Regions from separate parts of the Homo sapiens genome. Here region 1 is linked to region 2. The links are chromatin loops, found by intact Hi-C in ENCODE. Cell type or tissue: psoas muscle. All regions are shown on one strand.

Region 1 (8,000 bases), 840 kb after region 2:
TGCTCTTACTGTTAACACCAGATAGATACACAGGCTGAGGTACAGCAATGAAGTTTCTATGAGGATGGCTTGTATTCTAGATGGAACCTTAGGATGATGTTTACTTTCTCATGTCTTCGTTTATTCTTCTGTTTATTTGGCAAGTGTTAATTGAGTGTCTGCAATTGGGCTAGGTGTTAGGGATATAAAGAACAGTGTATTCTCTGCCCACAGAGTCTTAGAAGGGAAATAGGCTTACAATATTCTGCAGCACAGAGGGTTAATTATATAAGAGTTATGTTTGAGGAACAGTAGAGAGACTTAATTCCTGACAGCTGAAGTTCAAAACTGACCAGAATTTTATGTCAACTGATCTCTGGGTTTGAATTACTTGACTTGGCTACAACTAAAATATTTCCTTTTGGGTTAGTCTGATCCTGATGCGTAACAATGGACTCAATATCTTCCACTAGGGGTGCTTCCACCAGCCACATGCCACATGAAATAGGAGTTTGGGTACAATGACCCTCCAAAATAATTTTGGAGTATTATTGCCAGAAAGAGGAAGAAAAACATACAAATAGAATAAAAATCACAAATATCTACTACCTGTTGGTGAGCCTTTCTCAACAGAATTTTAGGAAGCCATGGAACATACCAGTTCAGAGGAGAGAAACCTAGAATATAAACTAAATCTTTCTTGAGGGAAAGAAGAGGTACATGGAAGTGTGATACTCTCTTTTTCCCTTCACATTCGATCTCTAGCCTTCTTTCCACCCTCCTCTGTTTGCCAAGAAACTGGCTTCCATGGGATGCCCTAAGCAAGATTCTTTGCTCTGTGACTTCCTCACTCAGAAGATGAGAAGGTGGAAGCAGAAAGAGGGAGAGTGTGTATTCACCTGGCTCCCTCCCTGCTGAGCTGAGATGGGCATAACCTTCTATCCTGTCCCATGATCCCAAGTGGGAGACAACATCTACAGCTGCTACTAAAATTATGGCAATCACCCTCACCAAGGTCTACAATGTTTTCTCTCTTCTTGCCCTTTCAAGGCTAAGGGATGGAGCTGCTGCCTGCTGTTGCTGGCCCTGGGGTGCTTCACTGTTCCTTGCTGGCTCCTCTTAACCTTATTCACATCGTTTAAGCACGTGAAATATTACTCTGCTTGAGTGGGGTGTGTTTCTTGCTGGGTCTGCTAATGCAGGGTGGGACCTAGGTGCTGGTGTTGGGTGAAATGCAACTGAGGACGTAGACCTCCACATTTAGAGACTACAGAAATGGATGGCAGGTCACCACTGGCCCAGGCAGGTGGAGTTGCAGCAGGCTTGCAGAGCATGTTGAATGGTAGCCCAGGAGCAGGCAACACACACACCCAAGCTAGGCAGGGAGGGGGCTGATGGCAAGTAATAGCAGGGCCACTGCACTGGATTGCTCCAGTGATCACTATTCACGTTGCTTTCTAAATAATACAAATATTTTCATTGGCATTCAGAAGCCAATTCTGGCCTTAGGGTGAGAGTTACCCAAGATAAAGTACTGATAAATGTAAAGATGATGGTAATAACACCACTTTTAAAAATTCAAATGAGAGTACTAGCAATTCTTCCAATGGCTGCATTTTCCTTTGATAGGTTTTCTTTAATTTTAATTTTAATTTTTATACTTTAAGTTCTAGGGTACATGTGCACAATGTGCAGATTTGTTACATAGGTATACATGTGCCATGTTGGTTTGCTGCACCCATTAACTCGTCATTTACATTAGGTATTTCTCCTAATGTTATCCCTCCCCCCGTCCCCTACTCCATGACAGGCCCCCATGTGTGATATTCCCCGCCCTGTGTCCAAGTGTTCTCATTGTTCAATTCTCACCTATGAGTGAGAACATGTGGTGTTTGGTTTTCTGTCCTTGTGATAGTTTGCTCAGAATGATAGGTTATTTAAACTCTCTAAGCCTCAGTTTCCTCATCTATGGACTGAGGATAATGATAGCCGCTCTTGAGTGAGAGCTAATCTTGTAGCAGCCCATGGGAAGTACAGGCTTGGCAAAAATGTGGTGATGGATTTCTGAGCACAGCACCTGAGGTCCATTGTGTGTGCCCTGTAGCTAGAAGTTTGTGATGTGCATTCTCTTCTGCATCATGTAGCAGAAGTCTGATTTTAAGGAATGGTATACAACCTCAGAGCCAAACTAACCTCCAGGTTGCCTTGGTGCTGAGTGACCTGAATTAGAAAACTCAGCCGGCTGGGCGCGGTGGCTCATGCCTGTAATCCCAGCATTTTGGGAGGCCAAGGTGGCAGATCACTTGAGGTAAGGAGTTTGAGACCAGTCTGGCTAAAATGGTGAAACCACATCTCTACTAAAAATACAAAAATTAGCCGGGTGTGGTGGCACATGCCTGTGTAATCCCAGCTACTCGAGAAGCTGAGGCAGGAGAATTTCTTGAACCCAGGAGGCAGAGGTTGCAGTGAGCCAAAACCGCACCACTGCACTCCAGCCTGTGTGACAGAGCAAGACTCTGTGTCAAAAACAAAACAAAACAAAACAAACAAATAAACAAAAACTACAACTATTTAAAATTCTTCCTGAAGAAAGGACAATGTCCTTCTCAGAGTATGGGGTTAGGTTAAGCAGCAAAAATTGATAGTAAAACATTGCAATGTGGTACAGGGCTTAGGCAGGTATTATATTATCATGTGGGTTATATGACAGAGAAAAACACACAAAAACCCCAAACAAAACAAGAAGCATCTGAGATAAGCAGCCTTATTTTTATAGGTATTTAGCAATGCTAAAGGGTATCAAAGACTTTCATTAGGAAAGCAGGCTTCTTAGCATTACTCCAATCCCACCCAAGCCATCAGAGTAATTAAACTCCATATGCCTCCATCACAGGTCCTGTATTTTTTTTTAAGTATTCAGAGTTAGCTTGTTTGTTACGTAATACAGTTGGATGACAATCTAAGTAACTGACCTAATAATTTATTTAAAAATTGAACCTGTGATGTTTTTGCATCTTTTCAAGATTTTTTTTTGTTTCAGAAAATCAATTTTAATGAGATTATATCAAGAGTTAGTTTTAATGAAGGGTTTATTGGAAAGGCAGTCCAGTAAGTACTTTTATCTAAGAGGCCTAAAGGGCAATAAAAACATACATTTGTATACCTATCAGTTACAGACTTATCTAAAATAAACAATAATAACATTGTAATGAGAATGAAAAATTCTATCACGCACAGCGATTAGAAGCAGCTCGGCATTAAAGTATAACTGATGACAATCCAATTAAGCCATGTATTTCCTCCTTGGTTTAGGGTTACTTGCTTGAAGCACTCCATGGCTCCAAACAGGCTTTTGTATTTGCTCTGACAACAATTGGTGTCATAGCTTACCATCATTTTCAATTTTATGGAAAATTACAATGCAGTATAACATGCTTTTAAGACATAATGATTATGTATTTGGAGAGTAGAGTGAATTATTAAATCACAAACTCTGGCATTCTCCCTAAAACTGATACGTCAGTGAGCCAGTTTGTCAAACTTTGATAAGAAGTTGGGATGGGTAGTGTTGAAATAAGATGAAAGGGGCAATAGGGTGGCCATATCCCAGTGATATCTGCCAAATATTTAATTAAATAGTATCTGAAGGTGTAGACCAGTTGGATCAGCTTTTTTTGTTTTTTTCTTTTCTTGCATTTACACACTGTAGAAAGATCAAATCAACCAAAATATATGTTTAATCTAATTATCTATGCTGTCATTCTGTGTGCAGAAATGGGGGCCAGGGAGGGGCCTGGGTGGGAGAAGGGGGTTCAGAAGGGGAAGCACTGGCTCTTGTACATAAAATACGATAAATCAAGCCCACTCTGTTTCAGTTTGACACATACTCTCTTCATACAGGCCCAGACCTGATCATGATAAAAATTATTTATGTTTGCTAAACTTCCAGAAGGAGCTAGTAGATTAAAGAGGAAATGAATTTTGGTATTTTCACTAATTGATTTTACTCATCTAATTTATTTGTATTTCTACAAGAAATTAGTGAGCTGCTGCTATATTTCAGGCACCATTTCAGGCACTGGCAACATAAAAATGAGTGAAGCATGGTTTCTATTCTCTTTAAGTTTACAGTTTACTGGGGGAAGGCACATATGTTTATAAATCAATACTGATAAGTGTCAAGAGTGCTATCACAGAGATTGGTAGAGGGTAGAGAAGTTGCCAATTTTTTAATTTTTTTTTTGAGACAGAGTCTTGCTCTGTCACCCAGGCTGGAATGCAGTGCTGCCATCTCGGCTCACTGCAACTTCCACCTCCTGGGTTCAAGCGATTCTCCTGCCTCATCTTCCTAAGTAGCTGGGATTACAGGCCCATGCCACCTTACCTGGCTAATTTTTGTATTTTTAGTAGAGATGGGATTTCACCATTTTGGCCTGGCTGGTCTTGAATTCCTGACCTCAGGTGATCCGTGCACCTCGGCCCCCCAAAGTGCTGGGATTACAGGCATGAGCCACCAAGCCTGGCCGAAGTTGCCAATTTTTGTCAGTGGTAGGAAGAGGATAGCAGTGAGGGCCTCTGGGTGAAGGTGACAGCTGTGCCAGAGTGCACAGGTGGAACTTTGGAAAAGCCTGGTGTATTCATCAGCCTAAAGTAGAGAAGCTCACGTTAGCTGGAGCTGTAATGAGAAAAGAGGCTGCAGATATTAGTGGGGACTGATTGTGGGTCTCTGATGTCTTATTAAGGAGCTTAGAATTCATTTTAGAAGTTCTGGGAGAAGGTTAAAGGCAGGATAGAAACATGGCCAGGATTCTATGTTAGACAGGCATCCATAGAGAGGAAAGATCTGATGGCATGTGTGCAGCTGGAGATGAGGAGACAATGGGGATGATATTGCAAGAGCAGCAATGGCTGAAATTTACTGAGCTCTTAATGTGTGCCAGGCATGTTATATGGATTTGTGGATTTAATCCTTACTATGACCTGAGTGGTAGTTACTATCAGTTAATGATAGTTTATTAAACAGAGAAAAATATCTGGGGAGGTTAAATAACTTGTCCAAGGTAGGAAAGTAATGGCTGAGCTGGACTTTCACTCAGTCACTTAATTACTCTTTGGTCCTTCCTTCCCAGGGAAGGTGTGTGGCCATCATGACCCATGACAAAGCGATGGCAGATGGAAGGAGACAGGGCACAGTAAAAAGACATTAAGAAGGTGAAATTTGAGATAGCTCACTTAACTGATGCAATAATTTCTTTGTAAATATGCCAGGTCTTCAAATCCAGTAGTCTAGAGCTCCAAATTAACTGATTCTGAGGCTACTATGTTTCATTCTATTAGCACTTTTAAATTTACTGTGGAATAATCCACGAGCTTTGTTTAAAGCAGGAGTACTCTTAGCTTTTGAGGCTAAAAGCCAAACCAAAATGAAGCCTTTTAAGGTGTCATGGGTCAAGGGCCCCTTGAGCATCCTCTGAACTCTCAGAGTGGCCTGTGTTTATTTCTTTCTTAGTATTTACCATGCTGCACTGGAACAATCTGGCTGCTGCTCTGTATCTTTCTCCAAATTGATGTTTTTGAGGGCAGGGATCATTTTCCAGGTCAGTTAAATTCAACCAACATGCATGGAGAGTCTGCTGTACCATAGGAGGTAGGCATTATTTTAGGCTCTGGCAATAAGTTTATACACAAGATATTGTTCTGGCCAGACAGTTGAAGGGGAAGCTGATGCATTTTCAGCCCATTTCATTGCAATGTGGTGGGAGTGCTCATGAGGGCACATGTGGGGTCTGTGGAGGTATAGATGAGATGTACTGTATCAAATTCTGTGTAGAGAAAAGGGATTTGGATAGATTTCCCAAAGGAGGTGATTATGGAGGTGAACATTTTAAAATGTAGATCTTATTATTATTCAAGTATAGTGAGGCCAACATATCAGAAGACAATTGTCATTGAAAAGATAGTTTGTTACTGAAGGCATCACTGCAGGATTATAACTGAGAAAATTATTACAGTGAAAGAGATCTGATCTAACCAACTCCAAGCTGTCCTTTTTCCCTCCTGGGTATAGACCAAACTAACATTAGGAGAAACCTAGTTTATAGTTTAACTTTGAAACAAAGACGATAACTGCCCTTTCCCAAAACAAACTCTCTTCCTCACTGGGGACTATAATGCCTCTGTAGGGCTAACAAATTAGCCTTAAGATGAGAAATTATAATTTAGGAGTCATGCAGCTGGAGGCTACAAGATTCTGACCCTCCCCATATTGCTCCTAGAGATAACATCACTATTGAAAAACCTAAGGTCAGTGTTTGAGATATTTTGCAGATCCTGCACTTGATGGATCAGCTGGTACCACCCAGATTGATAAACTGGCTCATTTGATTTTGCAGTCCCTTACCCAGGACCTGACTTAGCACAAGAGGGCAGCTTTAACTTCTTATGATTCCATCTCCGACCCAACCAATTAGCACTCCTGACTCACTGGGCCCCCACTCACCAAATTACCCTTAAAAACTCTGATCCCTGAAGGCTCAGAGAGACTGATTTGAGTAATAATAAAATTCCCGTCTCATGCACAGCTGGCTTTGTCTGAATAACTCTTTCTCTATTGCAATTCCCCTGTCTTGATAAATTGGCTCTATCTAGGCAGCAGCCAAGTTGAACCCATTGGAGAGTTATACTACTTACAGTTCCCAAGAAGAAGGGGCACACGATGCCATGCTTTGTGGGGCCACTCAGGGAAGAACCAGGGTTATGCAGGAGGCAGAGGGAGTGAGGGAGAAATGTGAGCAAGGGCCTTTATTATGGTTTATGTGGGAAGAAATGAGGGAAACAAGACTAACAGACTTAGGGTTGGCAAGTTTGAGTAATTTCAGCAGGCTCTAAGTTGTAGGGGCTGTCCCTAATGGTCTGGTATCTGGCTCTGGGGTGATGAGGGCAGGGGAATTGTCAATTTGAGTGACATTCCAATAGAGGAGGTGGTTGGGTGTGGACTCTGGATTGGTTGATTTGCATATGAAAGATCCACTTGCAGGTGAGTTGTTTATTATTTTTAGGAATTGCACAGCCCTGGGAGGAGGGTCCCCCTAAGATCAGCAAGGCCCCAGATGTCAAAGCATCAGAATGCAGAAAATACACGATTAATACGATAAATCTTGGGGCAATGAAAAAGAATTATCCAAGCAAAGCATTGGTCAAGGGCACACCAAGGAGACCAAAAGCTTGAGCAAGTAGGATACGCACAGTTCAGTGCAGTGTGCTACCTGTAGCTCAGGTTCAGTAGAAATGCAGAATTAGAAATGGCAAGAGGTAAGACTGCAGGAAAACACCAAAGGCAAAGTTGGGAGGAGTTTGGAAGGTCTCCTGGAGGATGTGCATTCTGGAGAGAGGATGAAAAGCAGCTACAAGAACACCAGACAGAAGGCTGTTATCGTCACTCTAAGTCAGAGAAGGTGAAGGCTTAGACGAAGAAGGAGATGGCCGCGTAAATGAAAAACAAGGTTGCATAGTAGAAGTGAAAGAGACAGGATTTGTTAGGGATTGACTATTGGGGCAGCATTAATTTTGTGTTGTGTCTCCATGTCTTGCCGTGTGGGAGATATTCAGATCATATTCGTTAAATAAATTCATTTCTGGTCAAAAGATGCTTTAAATTTTGTTTTTTGCAAGTTCTTACATAAACCACCTTATTCACTGGAAATCTCAAATTTGAGATTTATAGTGGAGCTTTCATATTTCCTCAAATGGCTAAAAAACCAAGTTAGTTACTTCCAAGATAGAGTGGGGATACAGACATTGGGTAAATGCCCCCATTCCAAAAGGGAGACATTGGCCAAACAAAGGGGCTACAGGCCCCATGCAAGCCTGAAACCCAGCAAAGCAGTCATTACATCTTAAAGCTCCAAAATAATCTCCTTTGACTTCATGTCTCATACCCAGGGCACACTGATGGAAGGGGTGAGCTCCCACAGCCTTGGGCAGCTCCACCCCTGTGGCTCTGCAGGATACAGCCCCATGGC
Region 2 (8,000 bases):
TGGTGAAACCCCGTTTCTACTAAAAATACAAAAAATTAGCTCGGCGTAGTGGCATGCGCCTGTCATCCCAGCTACTTGGAGGCTGAGGCAGGAGAATCGCTTGAACCCGGGAGACAGAGACTGCAGTGAGCCTAGATCGCGCCACTGCACTCCAGCCTGTGCAACAGAGTGAGACTCCATCCAAAAAAAAAAAAAGCAAACATAAACTGTAATGTTAAGGTGCATATTTAGATAATAAAACTAAAAAGAAAAGCCAGAAAGCAGTTATCATAAAAGTCAGAAGAGTGGTTACTTAGGGGAGTCCTGGTGGCGATGTCCTAAGCAACGTTCTATTTCTTGTCCTGAAGATCAATTAAACAGCTATTAGCTTTAAAATACATCATTAAATTGTGTCTTTGTGTTTTGTGCACATTCTATACACACTTCACAGTTTTAAGTTTTAAAAATTAGAGCAGTGGGAGTGATGCTGACCACTAGACCTATAAGTTTATAACAAGAAGCTTAGACCTCCAAAACACTTGTAAAGGCCCCAAAATGGAACAGTTATCTTTCCAGAACATGAGGTCTGCTCATTGAGCAAAGAAAGGAATACTCAATCCTCTCCTCCAAAAAAACATCCATAAGGGACAAACTAGGTGGTAAAAACAGGCCATTTCTGAAGCTTCAGAAGACTGGATTGTCTAAGGTAAAAACAATGTTCACATTCATATTGCACTTCATTGTTTTAAGGTATTTTGCATGAATCTGAGTACTCTCACAATAATCCTGAGATATAGAATATATTATCCTTATTTTGGAAATAAGGAAAATAAAGACCAAAAGACTTATCCAGGGTTGTAAAGTTTGGTAAATGACCAAACTGCAAATAAGCCCGAGCCTCCTGACTACACCAAAGCCATTTTCACTATAACATAATAATGATATACACAAAACCCCACATTTTTAGTCTTTTTCATCTCTCTTTCTCTCTCTCTAGCTAGCTTAAGACCTTCTCTGCCAATATCGGATAACTTCAAACGTCAGCCTCGGCGCTACACCTCTCTGAGGCTCTGGGAATGCCTCAGCTAGGAAAAAAAGCACTGGCTTTGTAAGCACATCTTTGGGGCTGACATCCAGCTCTCCTCCCATGGCAGCTGCTCCATCTCCGAGCTTCAAATGCTCACTCAATAAAACCAGAATAATAATACATTTACCTTAAAGAGTACACATGAGGCTAACGAAGTTTTAACAAAATGCTCGGAATGTCACAGGCACCCAGTAAGTACTATTTCCCTTCTTTATGAGAGCAGCACTTTTAAAAATAATAAAGCGTGGCTTACTGAGTTAAGGGGCAAACAAAGTAGGCATGAAATCTAGAAAAGAAAATAAGGTTGCCTAAAATTCCATCACTCAACAATACCCCTGTTACTGTTTTGGTGACTATCCTGCAAGACATCCAGGCACACGCACATGCACATTTTTCCATTCAATGTGCAATGGACATCTTCCCAAGTCAATAAATACAGATCTACACCCCTATTTTCAGTGGCTTTATAATATTGTACGTAGGTATCATCATCACTCACCCAGTCCTACTAATATGCAGGGTTTTCATTATTTTACACAAAACGATGATGGATGCACACTTCTACATATGTGCTCTCATCCTCTTAGTACAAATGCTGAAAACATTTGCTGAGTCAAAAAGAAAACACACTGTATACTATACTGTTAGCTCTGTTTTTAATGTAATGCACTAGGTGCTGCTTTAAAAACAGGACTGTGCCCTGCTGATTTCTACACATTTTTTAGTTATTTTAAAAGACTAGATTGCAACCTCACTAAGTAAGGAGAAATTAGCACTCTACACTGTAATTTTCACATTCAAGAATAAAAACACAACACAAATACCCCCTCAAGAAAAGTGTGATAGTCAGTGACTTTGCACATACACATGTACGATGGCAGAAGTAGTTACTGTTACCCAAACTTGTTATCCTTCAAAGCAGTCACCTAGGAAGTGCCTGGGTGCTCAACCCAATAACAATGCCACTGCGCAGTCTATTTTTAAAATTCCTCTTCTGGAATGCCCTCCAGAGATAGTTTATAAACCATAAAAGTAAATGTCTGTTAAAATACGTTAATTAATATTGGATTAATGGGACTTACAAAGTTATGGGCTATTACCAGTAATTGTCCATATAAAGGATTTTACCCTTCAAAAGGTATTTAGGATCATCACACCATCAAACCACTTTCTTTTATTACACATGAGGCCAGCAATATGGCAAGTCACACTAGGAGACAAGGTTTAAAATACAATGAGAAGCAGAGTTAGTAACCTTTGTTTGAAGACCTAGACCAATCCAATACAGCTTTCAGCAATGATAGAAATGTTCTACAACGGTGATGTCCAATGCAGTAGCCACTAGCCGCATATGGTTACTGAGCAAACGAAAGGTAGCTAGTGCAAATGCAGAACAGGACTTTTCATTTAACTTTGCTTAATCTTAACTTTAAACCACCACAGGAGGCTCATGGCTACTGTACTGGACAGTGCTGCTCTAGACCACTGGCTGCAAACTCGGACACATAGGTAAAAATAAGGCCGGTTATGTGATGGGGGTAAGGGGGCCATGGAAACTTGGGGCACCTCTTAAAGCTCCAGTCACTTGATAACATGTGGGACTGAAGGACAGTAAGGCCACATCTCCTGATTTTAAACCCTGGCAACTTATCCAAAGAATTTTAAAGCACTAAGGAGACCAAACAAAACATATTTGTGGGTCATATCCAGTCACAGACCTCTAAATTTGCAATCTCTCTCATCCAGATACATCCCATAAACATGAGATCAGGCACCAAGACATTCATGATGGTTTAAGGAAATAAACAAAGATCTAAGTTTCCCATATGGACTTTCAAAATTTTCCCTGATATGCTTCCAAGCTGACCTACCTGTTCCTCTCTCCCAGCAGCCCCCAGCGCGCCAACAGGACTCACAGCTCTTCCTCCTGCCCAAGATTCCTAGAGTCTCCCTAGACTCCTCCAAAGCCCAAGTCCCAATCCTTCTAAGAGACAGTTCCAGCTAGCCCCCTCCAAAAGGTCTCCAGCCTCCTAATTTCTCTAAACCCCAATCTGAATAGTACTTTTTTCTATCTCCTTTATATGCATACTAAGTAACTCTCCAAAAAGACCACAAACTACTCAAAGCAGAGCAGATTCTTACACAACCTTTCTCATGCACTCACTTGCCCAGAGACAGTAAAAAAAAAGTAGGGGGTGGATAGGAAATCATGGGGCAGTGAACGTCTATCTTACAAAGATTCTCTATTTAATTCTCACAACAATATTTTGAGGCAAATATCATAACTATAAATATGCCTACTTTGCAGATAAGGAAACTAAGCCCAAAAAGATGAACAAATAATTAGGCAAGGTCACTCCGCGATTATGTGGCTTAAATAATGTTCACTAATCCATTAGTCTTACAAAAGGGCAAACCAAGAACACTAAGTTTATAATGACACCCAAGTCAAATCACTCTTCTGTGTCTACTTTTTCCAGAGAACCATCTGCCCACTGGTTGTGCTTCTGACAAAAAGTGTGTAACAGAAGCCGTTCCAAGAGTGTACTGTAACTAATTTTAGAGACCAAAATATCTGTGAATTGGCTCATTGGTTATAGCTCCCAGCATTCCAATCTCCACAGAGGCACCATGAGAGACAAATCAACTCCTTCCTCAAGTAAGGAGTAATCTCCTTCCACTGATTTTTCTCAGAGTTCATGCCAGGGTTAAATCCTGACAAAAATCTTAGCTCCAGGATGGCATTTTACTACTTTCAAAAAATATATACAAAAAAAAAAAAAAAAAGCTATTACTACCCCTTTTTGAAATTGAAATCTGGAAAAACATAACAATAGTCTGTGCTTAACATACTCTCTAAATTCATGCAATACATGTTTTTTTAAAGGGGGAAAGGTGCATTCATTTATTTACTTAAAATTTATTGATCACTTATTAGAATTCTATATACTTGATCAAATATCAATCAAGTATAAGGGTAGAGACGAACAAGCTGTTAGACATATAAGGAGTTACTAAACACACACGTACCACATGACTGCAATTCCATTCCATACAAAAAGAACTGGGTCAGTAAACAAGAAAATAAACCAAAAAAGTGAAAAACATGGGATCCTAGAAACAGAGGGGCCAACTCAAAAGAGAGGTGAAGGCAATTACCAAGATGATGGCAAAAGGGATTCTCAGAATGATGGCAGGGCACCTAATTTTTTCTTTCTTTTTCTTTTCTTTTCTTTTCTTTTTTTTTTTTTTTTATTTTTGAGACGGAGTCTCGCTCTGTCACCCAGGCTGGAGTGTAGTGATGGGATCTTGGCTCATTGCAACCTCTACCTCCCAGGCTCAAGCAATTCTCCTGCCTCAGCCTCCCGAGTAGCTGGGATTACAGGCGTGTGCCACCACATCCAGCTAATTTTTGTATTTTTAGTAGAGACAGGGTTTCACTATGTTGGCCAGGTTGGTCTTGAACTCCTGACAGTTCAAGTGATCCACCTGCCTCGGCCTCCCAAAGTGTTGGGATTACAGGTGTTAGCCACTGCACCCGGCCTGGGTACCTAATTAAAATCAGCACAGCAAGGGCAGAGAATGAGAGCAAGTTAGAAATCAACAGGGGAATACAAAGCTGATGGTCCAAAATTGAATCTCCAAGTTTGTCTCCAAAAAGTTTTTGTTTTTCTTTTATTTGTTTGGTTTTTTTAATCACGGGGGTGGGGCGGGCACGGAGCAGACATTTGCTTGAATCATGATCCAAAAAAATCCACACATGACATTTAGCAGGTATGGCACATGACAACTCAAGGTTATTCTAAAGTCTCCCTGACTCTAAAGTGGGCCCCCTCCTACCCCATTTCTTTTCGTGTCATTTTCGTGCTGTAGAAATCTGGTCGGTTCTGTTATGAAGAGACACAGTCAGCTTTGTCTGTTTCCTTGGGCATCGTTGAACTTGACCCTCTATCTGCATTTCCTGCAGATGAAGTCAGCTCTAGAGATCCAACTAGATTCAGATTCAGCATTTCTGGCCAGAATATTTTATAGGTGGTACTATAATCTTTATTCCAATAATATCTTCCATATTTCATCAAATCTAAGACACCACCAACTTTATGAACACCAAAGAAATAGCTGGTGACAAACTGTTACCCAATTGATCAAAAGACTCATCTTGATATCAGAGATGGTAAAACTGTAGAGGTTAAAAAAAAAAGTGTCTCAGAATTGAAATTCTATTATAGTTTGCTCATTACTTAAAAAAAAAAAACTTTCTTTAATTGGATTTATAGTTCTATAGAATGAGAGCTTCAAAAACACCTTTTAAAACAGAAAGATTCTTAGAAGTATGGCATGCTTTACATGCAATGCCTCTTGGAAACAGAAATGATCTTTCAAGGTACTTTCCAACCATGGATTTCAAGGCCCTTTCCCTTTCACATCCCACCCCAACACATTTCCTGTGATTTATCACATCTCTATACTTTAGCCATGAGACTACCTCTCAGGGTATACCCAGAAAAAGTAAAAACAAGGAACAGCTAAAAAATTCAGTTACATTGGAAATAACTTGGCAGTTTCTTTAAAAACGAAACACACACGTACCCTATGACTGCAATTCCATTCCTAGGTATCTACCTAGAAATGAAATATAGAAATCAAAGTGTAGGGGGGTGGCCAAGATGGCTGACTAGAAGCATCTAGTGTGCGCAGCTCTCACGAGAGGAGCGAAGGGGCGAGTAAACACAGCACCTTCAATTAAACATCCAGGTACACGCATTGGGACCAATCAAGGAAACAACTCCACCCATGGAAAACGGAGAAAAGCAAGGCAGGACGGTGGCCCACTTGGGAGTGAAATGGAGCCAGGGGAACCTCCCCCATTCAGGGAAGCAGTGAGTGAATATGGGACCCCGGGAACCACGCTTCTTCCACAGACCTTTTTACAACCCTCGGGTCAGGAGACTGCCTCATGAACCCACTCCACCAGGGTCTTCAGTCTGACACAGAGCTACATGGAATCTTGGCAGAGTAGTTTCTCAGGCGCAAACAGAGACCCGAGAGCCTTAGATACCCAGGCTTTCTGGGCTTCAGGGCAAAAGGAGCTGCAATTCCATCTTTGGGTTTCAAGTGCCCAAAGCAACTAGGGGCAGACCCTGAGCATAGCATGGCTGCTCTATGAAAAAGAGGTCAGACTGCTGTTTTAAGCAGGTCCCTGATCCCATTCCTCTTCAGGGGATGGGCCCTCCCAACTGAGGTCTCCAACCACCACCTACAGGTGCCTTTGGGCTGGCAACAGATCTGTGCCTTCCTGGGACAGAGCTCCCAGAGGGAGGGGCAGGCCACTATCTCTGCTGTTTTGCAGCCTTCACTGTTGATACCTCCAGGTACTGGAAAATCCAAGGCAACTGGGACTGGAGTGGACCCCCAACATATTGCAGCAGCCCTACAGAAAAGTGGCCAGACGGTTATGTGGGTACCCATTCCCACATCTCCTCATCGGCAGGTCCTCCAGGCCTGGGCCTCCAGCCACCCCCTTACCAGAGCTATCCAGCCAGTAGCAACTCAGCAACTCCCTGGACAGAGACCACATGGCAACTGAAAGCCTCTCTGCCACTGCCGCTGCGGTGGAACTGCCCTTGCTACCCTCGGACTAACAAAGAAGCACAGACCCTAACTGCCTTATCCACACCTCCAACAAGGAGGGGAGGCTAGTCCGTCTCCCAAGGGCCCACCCACCCCCCTACTCTTCACCAGGCAGGGAACCCCCAGCTTGGGCTCGCAGCGAAGACCCTCCATCCTGAGCTGATTGCACTGAGTGACTGCTGACCTGCATGTCTCTGGGGTGGAGCCCACAGGAGACAATCAAATGACCCTCGGCCACAACCACTACTAAGGTCCCTTCCTCTGCTGCCCCCAAACTGGAAAAAAAACATAAACACTGAGATTGTCCCAGAGCTGCAATGGGCAGCTCGGGAATGCCAAGCTGCGATCTATAGCCAGTACTCAAGGTGGAGAGAAACCCACGCTTTTTGAGAATTGAGAGGGAACACGGCTGCAACTGTGAGGAAATACGGGGGAGCCACACAACCAAGCAAGAGTGTACCATGACCAGTATGCCTACGTGCCACATACCAGATCACAACCCAAAGCTTCAACACCAAAAATACCTCACTAACGTACCACCCTCTGAAACCAAAAACAAGAAGTCAGCTTCAAAGACCCTAAACAAAGACTCAGCCCTGTGAAAACATCCAGCAAATCAGTCACTTGACTGTACTCAATCTACACTGCAGTTAAAGGAACACCCAGACTTAGAGACAAGCAAAAAACCAATGCAAGAACTCCAGTAACTGTCATATGTCTCCCAACAACCACACCAGTTCTCCAACAAGAGTTCTTAACCAGGCTGAGCTGGCTGAATGACAAAAATAGAATTTAGAATATGGATAGGAACCAAGATCACTGAGATTCATGAGAATAGCAAAACTCAATCCAAGGAAAGTAAGAACCAAAATAAAATGATACAGGAGCTGAAGGACAAAATAGCCAGCATAAAAAAGAACCTAAAGGATCTGACAGAGCTGAATAACACAATACAAGAATTTCACAATGCAATGACAAGTATTAACAGCAGAATAAACCAAGCTGAAGAAAGAATCTTAGAACTTGAAGACTGGCTCTCTGAAATAAGAGTCAGACAAAAATAGTGACAAAAAGAATAAGGAATGAACAAAATCTCAAGAAGTATGGGATTATGTAAAGAAGCCAAATCTATGAAAAATTGGTATCCCTGAAAGGGAGAAGAAAGCAAACAACTTACAAAATATATTTCAGGGTATCATCCATGAAAACTTCACCAACCCTGCTAGAGAAGCCAAAAGTCAAATTCAGGAAATACAGAGAACTCCTGCAAGATGCTACACATGAAGATCACCCCCAAGACACA

What was found. A loop is a pair of places that touch in the nucleus more often than their neighbours do. Peaks named below come from ENCODE experiments on the same cell type or tissue, not always from the same donor. Only the 100,000 strongest peaks of a DNase experiment are listed, where the experiment ranks them.
Region 1: it touches region 2 in a loop (11-fold over the local background); 1 of 110 quality-filtered maps calls a loop at or near these places.

What each region holds. Positions count from the first base shown.
Region 1 is chr2:122,381,817-122,389,816 of GRCh38, forward strand. The region is part of intron 3 of LOC105373592 (a long non-coding RNA gene); the gene reads left to right. Among named protein-coding and RNA genes, the nearest start is that of LINC01823, 600 kb to the left of the region's middle. In psoas muscle, no CTCF peak of the experiment used is centred here; no DNase peak of the experiment used is centred here.
Region 2 is chr2:121,540,604-121,548,603 of GRCh38, forward strand. The region is part of intron 2 of CLASP1 (cytoplasmic linker associated protein 1); the gene reads right to left. Among named protein-coding and RNA genes, the nearest start is that of RNU4ATAC, 14 kb to the left of the region's middle. In psoas muscle, no CTCF peak of the experiment used is centred here; no DNase peak of the experiment used is centred here; H3K27ac peaks cover 5,018 bases.